2 separate regions of the Homo sapiens genome follow, and region 1 is linked to region 2. The links are chromatin contacts, found by Hi-C or POLR2A ChIA-PET in ENCODE. All regions are on one chromosome and are shown on one strand. The core of a region is the stretch at or near the end of the contact, and the rest is flanking DNA. Distances in the headings are between cores, read along the strand shown.

Region 1 (7,021 bases), core at 3,843-6,342, 58 kb after region 2:
CCATTTTGAATCTTTTTGTGTGTGAACCTGGTATATCTCTCTGTTAGGTTTTCTTTTATGTCTTTCAGGTAACTTTTACATCATTTCCAAAAGTGTCTTGCATATATTTGTGTAATATATTCCTGTGTTCTTCTGTCCCTCTCACTCAGCAAAAATTCTGCAGGGGTGGGCTCCCTGTGCCCAGAGGTTGCCTACCTGCCTTTGCCTTTGACTGGTCAGAATACCCTTTCATCTGTTTACCTGGAAGTAGGAGGGGCTCTGAGTGCTAGGTATCCCCTGGGAGTGGTGGGGGCCCCTGCTACTGTGCAGCTGTCCTTTGGAGCAGCTCTCATGGCATGCTGGCTGCTTTATTAGATACAATTTACTGGACGTAGTAAAGAAAAAAAAAAGAAAAAGAAAAAAAATCAGGATTGGGAGATTTCAGCTGTCTAATCCAATTGCAATAGGATCAGGACTTGTTAATGGTCATTTCCAAGGCACGTGGGCTCTTCCGTGAAATGTTTTTCCCTTAACTAGAGAGATGTGTTATTTTTAAAGATGGTGTTGGCTCTAAGAAGAGTATTTCTCCTTGACCTCCAGAACCCCCTGTCCCCAGAGTCCTACCCTTTTCCCAGGGTGAGCGTTTTAAGAGGAGATTCTTCTCATGGACTTGTTTTTCACAGGGGTGATGGGGCAGCATGGGGCGTGTCCAAACACAGCCCTGACCTCACTTATGGCTGTTCTGACACCCTGATGCTGCCACCCCCAGGTGGCCTGTGCATTGTGGGGCCGCACCACAGGAACTGGACACTCTTCCCTGTGTACTGCACAGCAGAAGCCATGCTCCCCAACCCCATGCACCAGGCTGCCCTGGGGAAGGGCCAGGCAAGGCATCCCCCCGACTCCATGTACCAGGTTGCCCTGGGGAAGGGCCAGGTGAGGCATCTCCCCGACTCCATGCACCAGGCTGCCCTGGGGAAGGGCCAGGTGAGGCATCCCCCCGACTCCATGTGTTAGGCTGCCCTGGGGACAGGTCAGATGACTCGCATCATGGGTGGCTTGGGGTCTGGAGGTTCCTCCCTGTTGCCCGTTAACTTTGCTGACAGTCCTGCCCTCGCTGGGCTGAGACGGGGACACCAGGGAGTCATGCAGCCATTAGTCGCACAGTGTCTCTGGCAAACAGCTGTGCTCTGAGCTCCGACTGGGACCTCCTGTGAGGACAGGAGCCAGGGTCTCTGGAGAGCCTGCAGGCGTAGGGGGCAGTCAGGTGCTGTTGTTGACTCAGCGAGCTTGCACACAGTAGCCCCAAACCCTGACTGCGGGGGCTCCTGAAGATGAATTTCCCATCCTAGCCAGTGGGGCTAATCCAGGGAAAACCCCTCTTTACTCAGACCCTGACACAGGGGTCCCAATGCCAAGGCTGCTGCAGAGGTGAAAGTTCCACCCTCAGAAAGCCAGGAGTCCTGAGCGCTTACCCTGTGCTGTGCTGGGTGTCACCGTGTGGAAGTGCAGACCCTGCTCTTCAGAGCCTTAGATGGCAGCTGGGAGGAAAAGGGCATACACAGAGGGAAGGGCCTGGCTGAGGCGCTGTCTATTCACATTACCAGATAAGAAGCCTGGGAGGGAGCTTGGAGGGTTTTCAGGAAGGCATGAGAGGCTGGGGTTGGAGGAGCCAGGGAGAGTTGGGTTTAGGGGCGGTCAAGAATGGTTTGGCCTACCGGAAGGCATGAGCAGGGGCAAAGACAGTGAGCAGCCTCGTCCCTGCTTTCTTTCTTTTTTCTTTTGTTGTTTTTTTTTTTTGAAACGGAGTTTCGCTCTTGTTGCCCAGGCTGGAGTGCAATGGCGCGATCTCAGCTCACTGCAGCCTCTGCCTCCCGGGTTCAAGCAATTCTCCTGCCTCAGCCTCCCGAGTAGCTGGGACTACAGGCATGTGCCACCACACCCAGCTAATTTTGTATTTTTAGTAGAGATGGGGTTTCTCTGTGTTGGCCAGGCTGGTCTTGAACTCCTGACCTCAGGTGGTCCACCTGCCTCAGCCTCCCAAAGTGCTGAGATTACAGGCGTGAGCTACCGCACCTGGCCTCGTCCCTGCTTTCTAAAGTTAGAAGACATCAGGGTGGCTCTGCCAGGTCTCACATGGCCCATTCTGTGTTCCACACCACCCTCCAGGGTGCCTCACACAGCCACTCCAGCTCTCCACTGTTTTCTCGTCTATAGAGAGAGGTGCAACGTGCTGACCTTCAGAGCCCTTCCAGCCCTGGTGTTTGACACGGGCCCCAAACAGTGAGGGCCTCGAGCACCAGAGAAACGAGGTGGGGCGGCCTGGGGCTGTGTGGACTGGGCTGCAGGCCTGAGAGTGGGTAGATGCTGACAGACAGAGCCAAGATTGCAGGTCAAAGGCAGTGTTTGCAATGAAAACTCTAGGGGGCTGAAACCCAGCTGGGTGGCTTCCAGGGTGCTGCCTGGCCCATCCCTGCAGCTGCAGGCCGGTCCTGGCTTGTTCTTAGTACTTCACACAGTGCCATGCAGGGGTGAGGCGTCAGGGCACAGGGGTGAGGTGTCAGGGCACAGGAATGAGGCTGTGGAGTGCAAGGGTGAGGCCTCAGGGCACAAGAGTGAGGCTGTGGAGTGCAGGGGTGAGGCATGGGGAATAGGAATGAGGCCTTTGGGCACAGGGGTAAGCCTGGAGAGTAGGGGTAAGGCCTGAGAGCACAGGAGTAAGGCTGTGGGGTGCAGGGGCAAGGCCTGGAGAGCAGGGATGAAGCCCTGGGGCACAGGGGTGAGGCCTCGGGGGACGGGTGATATGGTTTGGCTGTGTCCCCACCCAAATCTCATCTTGAACTCCCACATGTTGTGGGAGGTAATAGAATCATGGGGGCAGGTCTTTCCCATGCTGTTCTCATGATGGTGAATAAGTCTCCTGAGATCCGATGGTTTTAAAAAGAGGTGCTCCTCTGCACACGCTCTCTCCTTTTTTGGCCTGCCACCATCCACGTAAGACGTGACTTGCTCCTCTTTTCCTTCCGCCATGATTGTAAGGGCTCCCCAGCCATGTGGAACTGTAAATCCGATTAAACCTCTTTCTTTTGTAAATTGCCCAGTCTCAGGTATGTCTTTATCAGCCACGTGAAAACGGACTCATACAAGGGGTGAGGTGGGCCCCTCCTCCCCTTCCCGCAGTAGGCTGCCGTCTTCAAAGCAGAGTCCTGTCTACCAACAGCTCGCCTCAGAGGGATCGCTTGGTCTCTGGTTAGGCAGTTAGAGCCTCGGCTGAATGAGCTTTGGGCTTCTGTGAGCTTGCCAGGATCTGCTTAAAAGAACCATATTTCTCTTCCATTGCAAAGTGTGGAAACGTGCCCGATTTGCATGGCACTCCCGGGAGCCCTTGGGTATTGTGCTTCAGTGTGGCCCCAGCAGACTTATTGTTGAGTCATCAGTCAAAGCTGCTGTTTCTTTCATTAGCGATTAAGAGAGGGGAATATTGAAGTGATCTGAAATAAAAATTGTCAAAGTGTTCTTTTGTTGTATTAATCAGAACCATATTCATCATTCGAGGGAATCCTAAAATATTCCTGACTCGCTCGTTAAATGACACCTGAGTGTTTCCTCTGCAGACTGGCAGTGTGAGGAAGACTGGAAGTGTCCCCCTGCCCCCCAAACCAGAGAAGAAGCAGGGACAGGCTTGGGGCATTGTTTCACCAGGAGTGCTGGATGCTGGGCCGGCCTCTAGAGCCTGTCACTGCCCTGGTCGGGCTAGGTATGTCCTTCCAGCTTCTCCGTCTCTCTAGACCTTGGCCGGGTCCGAGACCTGTGGGAGTTTCCCAATGCAGCGACCAGCTGCCTCAGCCATGCCTGTGGGGCGAGGCGGCCAAGGCCCCAGGAGGAAAGGAGCAGTTTCCCCAGCATCCTCGGTACTCAGACGGGACATGCTTGGTTTCCAAGGCCAGTGGGTTCCAGGGTTTGATTGTGTGTTGGGGTTTTTCTCAAGTGCTAGGGCTGTAACAGACCGGCGCCAGCAGGAACAGGCCCAGCACTGGAGGCCAATGTGAAGGGGTCACAGGACAGTGGGGGCACCGAGTTAGGTGGATGGGGCCTCATATGCCTTGAGGGGAACTGGGGGCTTCATCTTCCTTGACGGGAGATGGGGAGCCTCTGACTGTTAGGATCCGCCCACTACATCGTACCCATTGCACATGGCACATGGCAGACAGCTGCCCTTGCTCCAGTGACGTCCAGAATTTACCTGGTGCAGGGTAGCTGAGCACTCCACTCCCAATCCAGAATATTCCACACAATGATGGTATTTCCTCATCTAGTCTTTTTGGCTTTCTGCTGGGAGAAGAAGGGAGAGCTTACGGTTTCGCAGGTGACCAGCTCAAGACCTTTGTTTCAGGGTAGGGGGAGGAAACCGTTTCCGTCCCCCAACCCCCACTTGCCGTTGCTGCAGAACAGTCCTGAGTATCTGCTGAAGGTTCATCGCTGAGGATCCTTTCTCAGTCTCTGGCGCCTTCCTTTACCTCCCCAAAGTAGCCCGGAGCCTGGAGAACGGGGAGATCTTGATTTTCAGGACAGGCCTGGTGGCATGGAGGTGGGGGATGCCAGAAGTGGCCTTGCGCTACGCACCTCCCTGTGAGTCAGCCAGTGCTCATCCCACAGCCCCGGGGGCTTCTCCACGCCACAGCCTCCTCCTGCTTGACCCACCCCAGGCGTGTGCCTCTCACTGAAGGGGATGGAGCCCCCGGTCCTGAGTGGGCTCTGGCCAAGGCCAGGTGCCCAGGGCTGGCCTGTGGCCACTGCTCACGCCTCCCTGTTTTCCCACTGAGTGCTGGGTGATATTTATTGTCTGGATTATGCCTCATTAAAGCAGAAGCCCATTTTCCATAGATGATATGAGTTTTTTATTTATTAAATTAGTTTTAAGATAATTTACCAAGTCATCCAAGACAAATAATCCACTTAAGTGATGCCGTAAAGCTCTGTTTTCCCCCAGTGCTGTGTTTCTGGGAAAGCATGCCCTCTCCTAAGTTCTGCTCCCTGGTTGGAGACATCTTGTGAGCGGCAGAATTTACAGTCCAGCCTTACTAATTCAGAGTAGGATTGGGTAGGAGGGCTGGCTGGGGGCTGACCTTTGCACTCCCTGGTTAAATAAAAGGCTGTTAAGCAAATTCAGAGTGTAAACAGGATTCCTTGGAGAACCCATCATTCTGGAACTTCCCAGAGTACTCCTGGAGACCTTTCCTTCTCAGTATTTGCAATGCTAATTACCAATCACGTGCTACTCAGGGCTGGTTCCCTCAGGGCCTCACATACCTGAAGGTTTTTGTTTGTTCAGGTCACCTAAGGTATTTAAAAGGAAAGACACACATTTCTTCCCCCCTCTCCCAAACCCTCACCCTCACCCCAGAAAGAGGTACGTTGCTCTAGGTACATTCTCAGTGCCGAGCTTCCATGCACCCAGCCTGTCCCTTTCCCCAGGCTCCTGGTAACCCAAGGTGGTGGATTTGGGGGTGTGTGTGTAATTTCGTTCGGTTTCCATTCCTACTCTTAGTCTTGGGGCTGGGATTAGAATGAAGAAGGGGTCACAGAGGGAAAGCTGACACAGGGGACACACTGGACCATGACAGTGTGGCATGTGCCGCGGAGACATGGCCAGGGCTCCTGGGAAGAAGGGGTGGAGACAGCCCACTGCCTGGGAGAAAGGGGGAAGATCCTGAAGAATGAATGGGTTTATCTAGGGGAACAAACCCAGGAGCATTCCCTCGTGGGGCAGCAGAATGCCTAAGACAGCCAAGGCTGCAAAGGGTTGGAATACCAGATGCAGGGTGGGTAGGGACCGGATGTCCGGTCTGCTCTGCCTCATTTCTACTTGATCCTGAAGGCAGTGGGTATTTAAAAATAAAATGGTGACATGATAGGAGCCCGCTGAATTAGAAAGGGCATCCTAGTTACAGTGCAGAGAGGGCTGACGTGCCCAGAGAATGGGATATAGGAGTCGCAGTGGCATTTAAACTCAGTTGAAATATTTGGTCAATTTTAATTCCAACACAAACATGTAACATTTTAATGGCTGTATATGTTTTAATGGGTATTGAGGACTAAGCTCTGATTTTTTTTTATCTTGCCCAAATTCCTGTTTAACGGGTCTGGAGAGTCAGGCCCTACAAACCATACATAAATTCTCATCAGATGGGTTTTAATTAACCGTATATATCATGACTTACTTTCCAGCCTGACTTTGGGATAACATTATATGACAAAGAAGAAATTCAAAATATTTTACCCCAAAACGTGTTTTTTTTGCCATATTTGGAAATGGCAAAGCTGTCCTTTGTGGGGGAAAATTTGCGTCTGTAAAGAATCTTGGCTGGGCACGGTGGCTCACGCCTGTAATCTCAGCACTTTGGGAGGCAGAGGCAGGCGGATCATGAGGTCAGGAGTTTGAGACCAGCCTGGCCAATATGGTGCAACCCTGTCTCTGCTAAAAATATAAAAAATTAGCTAGGTGTGGTGGTGTGTGCCTGTAGTCCCAGCTACTTGGGAGGCTGAGGCAGGAGAATTGCTTGAATGCAGGAGGCAGGGAGGTTGCAGTCAGCCGAGATCATGCAACTGCACTCCAGCCTGGGTGACAGAGTGAGACTCTGTCTCAAAAACAAAAAAGAATCTCTATTAACATAGCTAGATTTTTTTCTTCCAGGCCCTCCCAATCCTAAAGAGATTAAGAGTCCAGCACCTTTTAAAGATTCAATAGATGGCCAGGCATGGTGGCCCACACTTGTAATCCCAGCACTTTGGGAGGGCAAGGCAAGTGGATCACCTGAGGTCAGGAGTTTAAGACCAGCCTGACCAACATGGCGAAACCCCATCTCTACTGAAAATACAAAAATTAGCTGGGCATGATGGCACATGCCTGTAATCCCAGCTACCCCAGAGGCTGAGGCAGGAGAATCGCTTGAACCCAGGAGGCAGAGGTTGCAGTGAACTGAGATCACACCATTGCACTCCAGCCTGGGCGACAGAGAAAGACTCTGTCTCAAAAAAAAAA
Region 2 (6,748 bases), core at 4,226-6,725:
CAGTCTAGTGCTATTGATCGGCTCTCTGTAACATGACAGGAAACAAAACTTAATATCCTGTAAATTGCGAATGCTGTCCGTTTTTGTGATTGGTTAGGCTGTTTGAGACCCAGACCTCCCTCATTAAACACAGTTCCTTGTAATACTGTCCCCATTACGAATAAATTAGGTATTAAGTCAATCGCATTTTTGAGGAGCCAGAAAATGGATCGGCTTGCCCATGGTTCTGCACCACCTACTTAAAACTCCTAATAGGTATTAAAACTTTAAGCACAATTGTGGCATCTTTATTGAGTTAATTTTCTTGAAATTAAATTTTGTCATGAATTGACTCATTTGTACCAGGGACTCATTCTTGAACTGATAGTACCCTGGTTATAAACCTCTTCATATCTTAAGAATCGGGGGTATTTCTATTTTACAGGGCCAAGTAACCATGAAATTGTATTGCATCTTTTGGCAATGAAAATACATAGTAATCATAGGAAAGCAATCGGGTGATTACTCTCCCCTAAACTGGGGGGTTTATTAGCTGAGCCATTACAGGTTTTAGTTACTCTTTAACCCCTTACAAGGTAGCTTAAAGTCCTCTTGGGACACGTGTCAATAAAAGGTTGTTTATAAGCACCTACACCTTCCCAGGCCCTGAACTAGATAGTATATAAAAATGAATGAGGGGCATTGTCATGAGGGTGACAAAAGGCTTGGAAGAGGAGCCAATGATGCAGAGATAGCCCAGATGGAAGAGAATGGCCCTGCTCCCCCAGGGGTCGCGTGCTCCCTCATGGATGCGTGCATTTCAGGAAAAAAAAAAAAAAAAAAAAAAAGAAATACCTGGGCCTGGGTCATTTGTAAAGAAAAGAGGTTTAATTGGCACATGGTTCCAAAGAGGCTGTACGGAAGGTATAGTGCTGGCATCTGCTCGGCTTCTGAGGAGGCCTCAGGAAACTTGCAATCATGGCAGAAGGTGAAGAGGAAGCAGGCGTGTCTTCCATGGCTGGAGCAGGAGCAAGGCGTCGGGGAGGTGCCACAGCCTTTTTTTTTTTTTTTTTTTTTTTTTTTGAGACAGAGTCTCACTCTGTTGTCCAGGCTGGAGTGCAGTGGTGCGATCTCGGCCCACTGCAAGCTCCGCCTCCCAGGTTCATGCCATTCTCCTGCCTCAGCCTCTTGAGTAGCTGGGACTACAGGTGCCCGCCACCACGCCCGGCTAATTTTTTTGTATTTTTAGTAGAGATGAGGTTTCACCGTGTTAGCCAGGATGGTCTCGATCTCCTGACCTTGTGATCCACCTGCCTCGGCCTCCCAAAGTGCTGGGATTACAGGTGTGAGCCACCACGCCTGGCCGGTGCCCAGACTTTTAAACAACCCGATCTCAGGAGAGCTCACTCACTAGCATGAGAACGGCGTGGAGAAGGGTGGTGGTAAACCACTCGGGAGAGTCTGACCTCCTGATCTCATCACCACCTCCAACATTGGGGATTACAATTAGACATGAGATTTGGTGGGGACACAGATCCAAACCCTGCGTCAGCAGTGGTCATCAATGGCTGAGAGCAGGTGCATGGGGGTGAATTCAGCCAGGATGAGGGGGTCGTCGAGCAAGTGGGGTCAGAGGGCATCGGTAAGTCTGAGAAGTGTGGCTCTGATGGGGAGAGGGAAGCTCGGATGGGGGGTGGGTGGAACCTGGGGAGGGTGATCCCACAGTGGGCGATCCCTGGGTGCATGAGGCTGCTGGGGAGGTGAGGATGCAGGGCGGCGGCTGACTTGATGGGGGGCCCTGTGGGAGGTTACCCCGTGCGGGACGTGACTCAGCAGCAGAGGAGCAGCTGGGGTAGGCCGTGGAATGAAAAAGAACAACAGGTTCTGACAGGACATTCAAAGCCAGGTTCTTTTCTCTAAATCCCGGTGACTTCTTCCTCTTGGGGAACATTCAGGGCTCTGAGTATGGTGAGTGAGCAGCAGCCAAGCCGGCCTCCTGGGCCTGGGAGGTTCCATTTCCAGTTTGGTGAAGGCCACCTCTCGTTTGAGATCCTCGGCTGCCTTCAGGGCTGCGGGTACACCTGAAACGGTTACTTACGCTGCTTTAGAATGGCTCCTCACACACATCCTGTGCAGGTGGCGGGGGACTCGCTGGTAAACGGGCGAACATCTCCACACTTTACGTTTCCTATCCCCTAGTGACTTGATGCTTTTTTTCTAAGGAAAGGGAACATTTATTTTTGGCAGGTGAGTATTGCAAGATGACTTCATTTGGCTTAAGGCCTTTATTAAATTCCTTTCTAGTGATATCCAAGAGGCCACTTGAATGTTAATCATTGCACTTCTACCACCCATATCCCAAAGTGTATCTTTAATCATCACTGCCCGCGCTCCTCACGCAGGGCTGGCTGTAAATTGCAGGGGATGAAAGATGGTGCTTGTCTCCCTGGGCTTCGGATCTGGTCATTCCTCTACCATTTGCTTCCTCTCCCGAGGGTCAGAGCCGCCTCACACCGCACTCAGGGTGGACTCCTGCTGAGGGCGCGTCCTCCCACTTCACACCCAAGGGCAGGTGCTGCGGAGGGACTGGAGTGTGAGAATCTGTGGCCAGGACACTTCTATACATGGAGGCTCTAGATTGCCTACTGGTCACCAAACAGATCTGGGTCCTTTAAGGAAAAGGTTTATTTGAGTATTTCACGGAAGCCCTGGTGGGTCCATGTTCTCTGCGGCGTCCTGGGCTCGGATGGAGGGCGTTTCTGCCCTAGTTCTGTGCTTAGCTGTGCATCCCTGGGCGAGCCGAGTTTCCGATCCTTGCCTCGAGAGGCTGCTGCTAGGACTGAGGAAGGTTTTTCGAGTGAGGATTGGCAGACGTTTTCTGTAAAGGGCTAGATAGTAAATATTTTCAGGCTTGTGGGCCATATGGACTTTTTCACAACTTCTCTGCTGTTGAAGCACAGAAGCAGCCACAGACGTGGACAGCGGGCGTGGCCGTGTCCCTGTGAGACTTGCCTACCGAGGCACCAGCGAGCTGTGGTTTGCTTGCCCGCCCTAACCTATAGCAAGTGCCTGGCCCTGCACCAAGCACAGAGCAGGCATCAGGCAAGATTGTCTCCCCAGCCCTTATCACCGGTGTTTTGTCCACTGTGTGCTGTTCACATTCTGGGCTTTGTTGCCAGGCAGTCATTGTTCTCTGAGAGTTTTTATAGAAGATGGAACTGGGAGTCTAGGAGCATAAGCACCTTGCCCAGGGCCACTTCCCTTTCATACTGTGTCACAGTGGCTTCTATTTCTGCCCCCCCCATGAGGCACTTTGGGCTCCAGGGCCCTGTTGAGGCACCGTGCGAATGGGGTTCCAGTCTCTCAGTTACCAGGCTGTGCATGGCTGGAGCAGAGACCGGGAGCCAGGGCTGCCACTGCCAGTCCACATCTCTGTCCTGGCCAGAGCCCCCATCAGTGCGCTGTGGCAGTGGGGGCGCCATGGCTCCCGGTCTGTGGAATTGCTACCTTGCCAGCCTGTATGAGAGAGAGAGAGAGAGAGGAAGAGAGAGGAGAGAGAGAGAGAATATGAATGAATGAGAATGAAGATGATGCGGGGACATTGGGACTCAGCATCACAGCCTTCTGATTTCCATGCGGGAGGAGCTATCTGATTGTGTTCCTCCTGCACCCTGTGGGTCTGGCAGTCTGGCAGTGCCATTTCTGAGATACAGCCCCACATTCCAGGACACCAGTCGTGCCAGCCAGGGGCATGGGGCAGAGGTCAGGGCCAGAGCCTCCAAGCATGTTGAATGCCAACTGCCTGATGGGACCCCCATCTGTCCACTGCTGAGAGGGGCCACACAGACCCCTGCGGGCCTTGAGGCACATCTCCCAGAGGTAGCTTTGATCAAGAAGCAGCCTGTTCTGCTGCCGCTGGTGCATCATCATGGCACCTGATCCTTGTTCAGTATCTTAGGTGAAATGTCTTCATTTTATTTTCTTCAGCATGGCCAGTGCAAGCCTCGCCATCCCTGGGGAGGGTGCGTCAGAAGGTCGCTGGAGGTGGGGCCTGCACTTTGCAGATGTCCCTGATATCTCTCAGGACAGAGCTTGATCCTGGGCACCTTGGGCCCCGAATCACTCAGCCCACGTGCAGTTATCAGCGCCTGCTCCGGGTTGGGCCCTGTTCTCAGCCCTCAGGCATAGCAACGGGAAAGGTGGGCCTGCTGTCGAGGGCTCTTTTCTCAGAGAGGGATCCTGACAGCAAACCAGCAGCATCTCTCAGGCACCTTTCAGGTGATGAGGCCATGTGGTGGGAGGCCACAAGAGCCGGCCCTCAGGCAGGGTGTCCATGGCAGGGGGTCCTGAATTGAGATCTGTGCTGCATGATGGGGCCCCAGGTTCTAGTAGGAGGATTCTGGCTTGGAGTGCCTGGGCCAGGACAGAGCAGGCGAAGGGTGTGGGGAGCAGCAGGTGGGCCGGGGCGACGGGCACGAGGTCAGGGCCAGGATGCGGCTGTCCCCGGGCTTGCTGGAGAGGCTCAGCACACCTGCAGTGCTCCAGGTGAGAGACATAGCATGGTCAGGAAAAGCTGTTGTGGGGACTGAGCGAGTGAGGGCCCTATCTAAGGCAGCAGCCCCTGCCACCTGCAATTTCGCAGCCCAGCTGGTGGCCAGCAGTCAGCAAGAGTGCGATACAGGTGCCCAGGTGTGCTGAGGACGTAGGGAAGATGGGGTGTGTTCATCTTTCCAGGGGAGGAGGAGGCTTCCTGGGGAGACATGTGAGCAGGGTCTGGGGGCTGAGTTGCAGCTGAACAGGAGGGTGGAAGGGTGCAAAGAGGGTCCTCCCATAGGGCATAGAGCAGGTGTCCAGGAAATGAGTGAGAGGTGGGTTGCACCAAGGAAGAGCATTCCAAGGCTCTGAGGGCAGGGGGGCGCAGTGTGCTCTATGTGAGGTGCAGTTGAGTGTGGCTGCACCAGAGTATTTGGATGCCAGGGCAGGTCCGAGGCTGCCAGACTCAGGTGGGGCCATGTGGGAGGCTCTGTGTGCCTTGCTCAGACATTGCATTTTATCTGGGGCAGGTGCTGGGGAGGAGCCTGTCTGAGCGGGGCAGGTGCTGGGGAGGAGCCTGTCTGAGCAGGGCAGGGCTCCGCCTTTTACCATGGGTCCTCATAGCAGCCCAGGCAGCTGGGCACTGGGGTGGAAGGGCATCGCTGAGGCCGTGCTGCCTGGCATTTGGCCCACCCACATTCCATCAGGGCAGAGTAGGGGGCCGATTGCTGTGTCTGTCTCAGGCCCTGCCCTTCCCTGCACCCTTCTGCTCTGTGCCTCTGTCCGGTGCCGTGCTATCCTGAGAGCCTCCCTCTGGCCCCTTTTGCTAGAGATTTATGCTGGATGTAAACGATTACTGGCTGGCCACTCACTTCCTCCACCATCTGGGTGTCCTCAGCCCTGCCTTTCCCCAGGAGTCCTTTGGACCTGCTGTCCCAGCTCCTTTGAAAGGCTGCCTCGGGTCTCCACTTGCCCTTGCCAAGCCTGGGTGAGGGTGGACAGCGTGCTCCAAGTACCGCACCTGCTGGGTGCTCTGCCTCGTGTGCCAGGCGACAGCCCTTGGGGCTCTCCTGAATGTCCCAGGTGCCACAGCATGGATTCTGTGGGTCAGGTGCAGTGAAACTGATGATCGGGTTAACCTAATGAAGCTGAAGAAGCTGGTCTCCGTACATTGTACTTTCTCATGAGCCCATTAAGATTTGAGGTCGTAAGCTTTCCATGCCTGCCCGCCCACAGGAAGTAGGCATAGATCACTGTCAGCTGGGGAGGGATTTCAAAATGAGACTATTCAGCAGGACGTGGCTCACTGCTGCTACTTTGCAGGGAGGAGCTGGAAGAGGGGTGTATCTATTCCTTCGGAGTGACAGTGAAGTCAGTGTCCTGGGGATTTAATGCTGTATTTAAAGACATGTCTGGAAAGTCCTTAGCGACTTTAAGCTTGCTTTCTTCATGTATCAATCATGTTGCTTTTTATTGGGGCTCGAGAACTCTACAGGAGATGGTTTCTTCCCCCTGCAGGCCTGGCGTGCTCCAGCACCTTTGGGCAGGCGTGTGAAGGCCCTGAGGTCTGGTCTGGGCGCCTCCAGGAAAGAATGACTCTCCAAGTGGGCGCTCGGGACCCCTGTCAGCCTCCATGGCCCTTCACATGGGGCGGTCTCTCCTCTTTGTGGACAAAATGCAGAGTTGTGCTTGGAGCAAGAAAAGTGATTTGTATAATGTTTTGGGCGCTGACTCGTACATTTATGATAGATAAGACCTTTGTTCTTTCTGAAAAGTTACGTGGTGAGGATTGTGAACTGTGGCTGCGTGGCACCTGGCTGCACACGCGGCTGTGTGTTCACTGTCCCTCGGACTCTGCGGGAAAACGTGATGCAGAGCCACGGTCACGGCTGCGCTCCTCCGCGGTTTGGAAGTCCCATTAATGCGACTTCTCTCTGAGAAGTCAACCTGGGCCTCCTCACTCTGCAGACGTCCAGCTCCCTCCCGGAAGCGGTCATGCAGAGGTGTCAGGCGGCACTGTTGTAATCGATAGTGGGTGACCAGTCTGAATAAATTTCCTTGTACTTGCTCCAAAGTAGACAAGAGTCCTTAGCCACCTCCAGAGTTTGAATTGAATGGTAATGACATTTCTTAAGGAGAGATTAAAGAGTTCTTTTTTAATAGTAAAAACATGCAGCAGAACGGGCAGTGTTGTTAGCGGGTTAGCGTTTTGATGACTCTTTTCTCCCATTGTGTT

The links. A loop is a pair of places that touch in the nucleus more often than their neighbours do. ChIA-PET counts read pairs that join two places held with the same protein, here RNA polymerase II (POLR2A).
Region 1: a map of heart left ventricle shows a loop between it and region 2 (3-fold over the local background). The contact joins two enhancer-like sites. A Hi-C loop is called at or near these places in 1 of 168 maps with a recorded cell type or tissue (heart left ventricle). POLR2A ChIA-PET finds 5 or more read pairs at or near these places in 1 of 52 experiments (MCF 10A).

What each region holds. Positions count from the first base shown.
Region 1 is chr22:47,097,684-47,104,704 of GRCh38, forward strand. The region is part of intron 11 of TBC1D22A (TBC1 domain family member 22A); the gene reads left to right. Among named protein-coding and RNA genes, the nearest start is that of TBC1D22A-AS1, 190 kb to the left of the region's middle. Within about 2 kb of position 5,093, at least 2 of the 41 ENCODE cell types and tissues checked have a DNase peak (open chromatin) inside an H3K27ac peak, as active enhancers do.
Region 2 is chr22:47,038,901-47,045,648 of GRCh38, forward strand. The region is part of intron 11 of TBC1D22A (TBC1 domain family member 22A); the gene reads left to right. Among named protein-coding and RNA genes, the nearest start is that of TBC1D22A-AS1, 130 kb to the left of the region's middle. RefSeq lists an enhancer at 6,341-6,748. Within about 2 kb of position 5,476, at least 2 of the 41 ENCODE cell types and tissues checked have a DNase peak (open chromatin) inside an H3K27ac peak, as active enhancers do.